Linked DNA regions of Homo sapiens: region 2 is linked to region 1. A link is an interaction called in ENCODE POLR2A ChIA-PET data of the cell type or tissue named here. Cell type or tissue: HepG2. All regions are shown on one strand.

Region 1 (4,000 bases):
GAATGCCTCACCTCCAAGCTCCTTTTTGCACCCCTAAGTCCTTGATGTCGCTGGCAGATAAGTGATAATCCTCCGAGGAGAGTGTGGGGTGAGGGTTGGCCTTCCGCCTCCTGACTGATTTATAAGGGCGGCACCTTTAATCCTCACAAACTCAGAGTGATAAAACCACATTTGCAAAATTATAACTGAAGAAATTATGACAGTGAAAGAAATCAGACCTAACCGACTCTATCTTGCTTCTAACCTTTAAGCTGTCCTTGGTCATTCCTGGATGTAGGCCGAACTAACTTTGGGAAGGAATTCAGTTCATGGTTTGACTCTGTAACAAAATTGGTAATAGACCTTTCCTAAAAAGACCCCCTTCTTGCATGGGGACCAGTCTGCCTTTGCAGGACTAACAAACTGGCTACAAGATTAGAAATTACAGTTTACGGGACATGCAGCCTCTGGCTCCAAGAGCCTGAACCTCCCCAAATTGCTCCTGAGGATAAAATCACTATTGTAAAACCTAAGATCAGTGTTTGAGATATTTTGCAGACCCTGTACTCGACGGATCAGCATACATCACCCAGACTGGTAATCTGGCCCAACCAGTTCTGCCGTCGCACCCAGGAACAGAAGACATTAAGAAAACCTCATTTCAACCCCCTAGGATTCCATCTCCAACCTGACCAATCAGCACTCCCCACTTCCCAAGACCCTGCCCACCAAATTATCTTTAAAAACTCTGATCCCCAAGCCGGGCACGGTGGCTCACACCTGTAATCCCAGCACTCTGGGAGGCCTAGGTGGGCAGATCACTTGAGGTCAGGAGTTCGAGACCAGCCTGGCCAACATGGTGAAACCCCGTATCTACTAAAAATACAAAAATTAGCTGGGTGTGGTGGCGTGTGCCTGTAATCCCAGCTACTAGGGAGGCTGAGGCAGGAGAATCGCTTGAACCTGGGAGGCGGAGGTTGCAGTGAGCTGAGATTGCACCACTGGCACTCCAGCCTGGGGGACAGAGCAAGACTCCATCTCAAAAAGAATAAACCAAACAAACAAACAACAAAAACTCTGATCCCCAAATGCTCAGGGAGACTGATCTGAGTAATAATAAAACTCAGGTCTCCTGCACAGCCAGCTCTGCATGAATTACTCTTTCTCCATGCAATTCCCGTCTTGATAAATCACCTCTGTCTACACAGCAGGCAAGGTATACTCAATGGGCCATTACAGTGAGGTAGATTTTCTTTTTCTTCTTTTCTTTTCATTTTTCTTTTCTTTTCTGTTCTTTCTTTTCTTTTCCTCTTTTCTTTTTCTTTCTTTTCTTTTTTTGATAGGGTCTCACATTGTTGCCCAGGCTGGAGTACAGTGATGCAATCATAGCTCACTGCAGCTTCCACCTCCCCAGCTCAAGCGATCCTCCTGCCTCAGCCTCCTGAGTAACTGGGACTACAGGTCCATGCCACCACACCCAGCTCATTTTTGCATTTTTTGTAGAGAGGGTTTTGCCATGTTCCCCAGGCTGGTCTCAAACTCCTGCGATCCTCCTGCCTCAGCCTCCCAAAGTGTTGGGACTGCAGGTGTGAGTCACCATGCCCGGCCAGATATTCTTTCTTTTTTTTTTTTCTTCAGATGAATAACTATGACTCAGAGAAGGTAAGTTATTTGCTCAAGGTCACACAGCCAATAAGGAACAGAGCTAGAGTTAAAACCCACGTCTGTCGGAGTCCAAAACCTGTGCCCTTCATTAGGGGCTTCTTCCCCTTTAGGAAACACCACCTATCCAGGCTGGCATTCCAAGCAGAGGGTTTCCTCTTCAAAGTAACTTTCTAGCTATAAAATAGAAAGGGTACCAGCCAGGAGAGGGCTGAGGCCAAAGTTGGAAGCCCTTCCTTCATATCCTGTCAACCCTGCCCACTCTCGTCCTGTGAGTCCTGGTTTCGTGCCCTTTGTATGCACAGAGAAATTTTCATGTGGTTATAGCCAGACCCTGTATTTTCCATATAATACTTGGTCTGTATAATCACCTCTGGCTTGAGTGCATTTTACTAAGAATGGTTTTTAGGGCTTGGTTTAAAAATCTGCATCTCCTTTAGTACTTAAAATCCTCAGGTGGTGGGCAGGGTGGATCTGAGTCAGACTGGAAGTCCAAAAGCAGCAGAGAAGCCCTAGGGAGCTAGCAGGAAGTGCTCTGGAGTTTCCTGGTGTTCCCCACCCCTGCTGCCTGCCCGGGCTAAGGCCACCTTTTCTCCTGGCTTTTAGTGGTCTCCCCTCTGCCTCAGCCAGCTCTTCAGGCAGCAGTCAGGCACTCATTCTAAACTGATTCTGCACTCCCCTCAGCAGAACCCTTCAATGGCTACTTGTTTTTCTCAGGATAAAGTCCAAACTCTGTGCTATGGCTCAAAGGTCCTTCATGATTTGGTCCCTCCCTACCCCACTGGCCTTGGCTTCTGGCATCTCACTCAGCTGCCACCATGCTGAATTTCATGCAGCTCTCTTGAACAAGCTGCAAATCTTCCAAGAGCCTCAAGCTGTGCTGTCTCCTCAGCCTAACTATTGTTCCCCCATTTCTTTCCACCTGGCCAATGCCTCTTTATCTGACCTCATTATATCTCACCTTAGACTCCACTAGCTCTGGGAACCCTTTCCTGACCTTCCCAAGACTAGAGTAAGGCCCTTGCCACTGGCTTCTGTCCTCACCCCAGAGTCAACAGAATCCCAGCAATTATTACAAGATACTGGAGTGATCTGTTTCCCTTCCCAAGTAGCCTGTGGCTGCACTGAGATAATGGACTGTATCTTCTTCCTCTTTATATTTTCTGAATTTATTGAGAGCAAGGACTCAAAATATGTTCCCTGCATGAATAAACGGAAGAATGAATAAAATTCTGTGGCTATGCCAGTGAAAGTACTGTGACCGTATTTCATAAACATTAGCTCTGTCAGGTGACTTCGTACCAAGGAACCTAAACACAAAGTAAGTGATATTCAGACAATCTGGGAAACAGTGCATGCAGCAACCTCAGGTATAAAGTTTCACTGAATTGAAAAATGGAAACCCTCTCAAATAGTGGCCTCTTTATAACAGCAAGAAAGGCACCAAGGAACATGGGATTAAAATTAGGAAGAAATAAAAAATAGAAAGAAACAATTAGCCTTTTAACCTGAGGAGTGAATTCCCTAAGTGGGAAAAGATACATTTTCTTCTGTTTTCTTTTTGACCACAGATAGAGAGATTGCTCAGGTAACAGAAAAATGAATTATGTGTTAATCCTAATCCCGAATGGCCTCCAGGGGAGGGCGAGTTGTCACAGCTAGAGCACCTATGTTTTCTGATGGGTATGGGAATACAGTCAGCCCTCCGTATCTGCAGGTTCCCATTCAACCAACCTTGGATCAAAACTATTTAAGTAAATAAATAAATAAAAAATAATAATACAGACTGGGCACCATGGCTCATGCCTATAATCTCAGCACTTTAGAAGGCAGAGGCGGGAGGATCACTTGAGCCCAGGAGTTTGAGATCCTATCACTACAAAGAAATTTAAAAATTAGCCAGGTATGATGTCACGTGCCTGTGTTCACCATGTTGGCCAGCTACTTGGGAGGCTGAAGTGAGAGGATTTCTTGAGCTCGGGAGATTGAGGCTGCAGTAAGCCATGACTGCACCACTGCATTCCAGCCTGGGTGACAGAGTGAGGCTGTCAGAAAAACAAAAAATAAAATAATGCAACAATAAAAATAGTACCAAGTAAAAATACAATATAACAAAACTATTTACACAGCATTTACATTGTATCAGGTATTATAAGTAATCTAGAGATGACTTAAAAGTATATGGGAGGATATACCTAGGCTAAATGCAAATACTATGCCATTTTATAAAAGGAACTGGAGCACTCTTGGATTTTGGTATCTGAGAGGGTGCTGGAACCAACTGGGTGCCAAGGGATCACCATACCATGTCACTTAACAATGTGGGTACATTCTGAGAAATGTATCCCTAGGTGATTTA
Region 2 (4,000 bases), 63 kb after region 1:
CTAAAAACCATAGGTTCCATTACAATAGAGATAATGATATTGCAGAACAGTGGCCATGTCTGCCCCACCCTTAGTCAGACCTTAGACCTTGTCAGTCCACCCACAGAGGATCCTTGATGCGTTTCTCGGGAGCACGGCACTTCATCTTAGGGAAATTGATCTCTTTCCCAGAGTCTCTACAAGGATGTGTTGGCTCTGAATCCTCACATATTTTGGATCAAAATTCATTTCATTCAGCAGTCATCCTCCGTGGTTTTGTTTTATAACTTTTCTCCTGTTTATTGAAAGTAGAAGTTTCTTTTTTATTTTTTTGCTCTTGGCTTTCAGTTGGTTTCAAGAGTTGGAAGTGAATTCAAAATTCCCCTTTCCCACTATCTTTGCCTCGAATTTGCCAGAATAAATATTCTTGTGTTTTCTTTTTTCTTTTCTTTCTTTTTTTTTGGAACAAATTCTCACTCTGTCACCCAGACCGGAATGCAGTGGCACAGTCACAGCTCACTGCAGCCTCTACCTTCCAGGCTCAATCAATCCACCTGTCTCAGCCTCCCAAGTAGCTGGGGCTATAGGTGCACAACACTATGCCTGGCCAGTTTTTAAACTTTTTGTAGAGATGGAGCCCCACTATGTTGCCCAGGCTGGTCTCCAACTACAAGGCTTAAGCAATCTACCTACCTTGGCCTTCCGAAGTGCTGAGATTACAGGTGTGACCCATTGTTCCTAGCCCATGTTTTCTTCTAAACACAGCTTTGTAACCCTTCTGGGATTTCCCATACTTTCTGCACCTAATTTTTTGTGTTGTTTTGTTTTGGTTTTTTTGAGACAGAGTCTTGCTCTGTTGCTCAGGTTGAAGTGCAATGGCACAATCTGGGCTCACTGCAACCTCCGCCTCCCAGGTTCAAGTGATTCTCGTGCCTCAGCCTCCGGATTAGCTGGGACTACAGGCGTGTGCCATCATACCTGGCTAATTTTGTACTTTCAGTAGAGACAGGGATTTCACCATGTTGGCTAGGCTGGTCTCAAACTCCTGGCCTCAAGTGACCCATCCCCCTTGGCCTCCCAAAGTGCTGGGATTACAGACATGAGCCACCGCGCTTGGCATCCAGTGCTGGATTTTCAGTGTTCTCTGCAAACATCTTGCTCCTCCTCTCCAAATAAATTCCCCTTAGAACTCACCACCCCCACATCCCCACCACACACTGCTTCAGTCATGTCTCACATTTCAATAAAAGTTCTGTATAAACTGTAGAGTGCTATGTATATGTTCATTGTATTTATTAAATTCTTATTGGCTTGGCTAGAATAATTTCCCCATTTGCCAATTTTGTAGGGACCACAAATGCAACCCATTTGAATCTGAATGCAGTGTCTCTTCACCCATAGTTGCTCCTCTTGGGAAATGGCACCACCTGTTGCCCAAGTCAAAAACACAGGAGCCATTCTAAATTCTTCCTTCTCACTCACTTCCCATGATTACTCATTCACTAAGCCCTCTCCGTTTTCTGTGTTGATCCTCATAGCTGACCCTTGCTTTCCCCATCTCCTGCCACGGCCTCGGTTCTGCTCTCACTCATCCTTGCCTAGATCTTGGTAACTGCCTCCCATCATCTATCTTCCTGCCAGGATTTGACCCCCTTCCACTGCACACATCATGCAGTCGCCACCATGATCTTTCTTCAATGCAAACCACCTCTTGTCTATTGCTCACCCCTTCCTTCCACTGTTTAGATCCTTTATCGCTTCTCCTTTCTGCTCAGTTAAGCCCACACTTCCTCACATGGCAAAGACCTGCCAGGCCCTGATGTTTCCTGCCTTCCCAGCATTACATGCCCTGCTCCTCTCCAGCACCCCTCCCGCCTCCTAGTTATACCTAACAAATTGCAGTCTTCAAAAGCCTCTGAGTTTTTGAACATCTCCTCTCCCTCCAATTAGAAGTTAGCTGACTCCTATTTGTGTTTTAGAATAAATCCAGGCATCATTTTCTCTAAACCTTTCCCATCATTTGCCCTGTGTCTGATTTTAGTGTCCTTCCCTTGTATTTCCATAGAACTCGGCACATATTTCTCTACAAACATTACATTGTGCCATAATTTTTGGCTTGTGACTTCCTTGATTAAAATATAAGGTCCTTAAGGGCAGGGACCACATCTTATTTGTTTCTGGATTCCCAGTCCCTACTCTGTAGCTGGCATATAACAGGTATTCATGTTGAAAAGCAGTAACAAAGAATAAACAGTCTCCTCTGCATTTATATTTTGTTGACTTTTTAGAACAGGGCAGGAAATGACTACATGGAGTTCCAGAAACCTCGGCTCTTCCATGTGCCCCCACTAACTCTCCTTCCAACAGGGCAGTCGTTGGTTCAGTGACATATTGACTCAGACTGCCCTCTAGCCAATGGCAGCCACGCATGCATGGACTCTGAATCTATTCTGTGTACCAGTGTTGCCTAATTTGCAAATAGCCTGTACCTGTGTAATCCTCTTTGTCGGGAGTGAAGTGGTTCTCCCTGCTTTTGAAAAAAGCTAATGTGATGTATGTTTACTGATATGACATCAATGAGGATAACAGGGTATCAAGCAGGAGGTTAACTGGAAAAGAGGAGCCTGGCTCTAAATGATCTGGTCACTTGGGATGGAGGGATTGCCACATATCAGACTTTGAGTAGCTCTATTAACAGGGTTAGTAATGGCTATGGGCCAACATGTAGCGGGGCAACTATATTTCATTGATTCTAAGGCACTCCTTCTTTCACATTTTTATGTCTCTGAAACTGGAGTGTGTCTTAAAACAGATGACATCTTAAATTCAGAGAAAAATAGAAGTCCAACATGTCAATAGTATGCCAGAAAAATATAACAAATTTTAATTGACTGAATAGTGACTAAGCCTGGAATTTCACAAACTGAACTAAACAGAATGGCTTATAAAGAATTATAAATAATGTCTAAAAACTTGAATTTGCATATGAGCCCCTCCTAATTTCCGGGGAAAATACTGTACATATATTATCATTAATCTCCAACCTCCTAGCCTTGGAAGATAGGTGTTATTAGTAATAATCTTTACTGAGATATAATTCACATGCTATAAAATTCACCCATTTAAAGGTACAGTTCAGTGGTTTTTAGAATATAGAGAATTGTGCAATCATTATTGCAGTCTAATTTTAGAATATTTTTATCATTTCCCAGGAAAATTCTGTATCCATTTGCAGTCACTTTCTAGCCCTAGGCACCCATTAATTCATTGTCTCTAAGGAATTGCTTATTCTGGATATTTTATGTACATGGAATTGCACAAATGCAGCTCACTGCAACCTCAACCTCCTGAGCTCAAATGATCCTCCTGCCTCAGCCTCCCAAAGTGCTGGGATTACCAGCATGAGCCACCATGCCAGGCTAGAATCATGCTTTCAAGGTTTATCTGTGTTGTAGGTTCATGCATCAGTACTACATTCCTTTTCTTGGCGAATGATATTCCACTATATCAATGTACCACATTTTATCCATTCTTCAGTTAATGGACATTTGGGTTTTTTCCATTTTTTGGTTATTATAAATAATGCCACTATGAACAATCTGTGCAAGTTTTTGTATGAACTTTGACTGCTGAGACCAGCTCAGTAGGGGAGACCCTAACCCAGCAGCGCTAGAGGAATTAAAGACACACACAGAAATATAGAGGTGTAAAGTGGGAAATCAGAGGTTTCACAGCCTTCAGAGCTGAGAGCCCTGAACAGAGATTTACCCACGTATTTATTAACAGCAAGCCAGTCATTAGCATTGTTTCTATAGATATTTGATTAACTAAAAGTATCCCTTATGGGAAATGAAGGGATGGGCTGAAATAAAGGGATGGGTTTGGCTAGTTATCTGCAGCAGGAGCATGTCCTTAAGGCACAGATCCCTCATGCTATTGTTTGTGGTTTAAGAAAGACTTTAAGGAGTTTTCCACCTTGGGCGGGCCAGGTGTTCCTTGCCCTCATTCTGGTAAAACCACA

What was found. Peaks named below come from ENCODE experiments on the same cell type or tissue, not always from the same donor. Only the 100,000 strongest peaks of a DNase experiment are listed, where the experiment ranks them.
Region 2: POLR2A ChIA-PET joins it to region 1 with 7 read pairs; 5 of 35 experiments call an interaction of 5 or more read pairs at or near these places.

What each region holds. Positions count from the first base shown.
Region 1 is chr10:100,036,488-100,040,487 of GRCh38, forward strand. No RefSeq gene overlaps it. Among named protein-coding and RNA genes, the nearest start is that of DNMBP, 29 kb to the left of the region's middle. In HepG2, no CTCF peak of the experiment used is centred here; a DNase peak (open chromatin) is centred at 2,364.
Region 2 is chr10:100,099,328-100,103,327 of GRCh38, forward strand. No RefSeq gene overlaps it. Among named protein-coding and RNA genes, the nearest start is that of CPN1, 19 kb to the left of the region's middle. In HepG2, a CTCF peak has its summit at 1,412 (motif pointing left); DNase peaks (open chromatin) are centred at 1,434 and 2,474; H3K4me3 peaks cover 853 bases.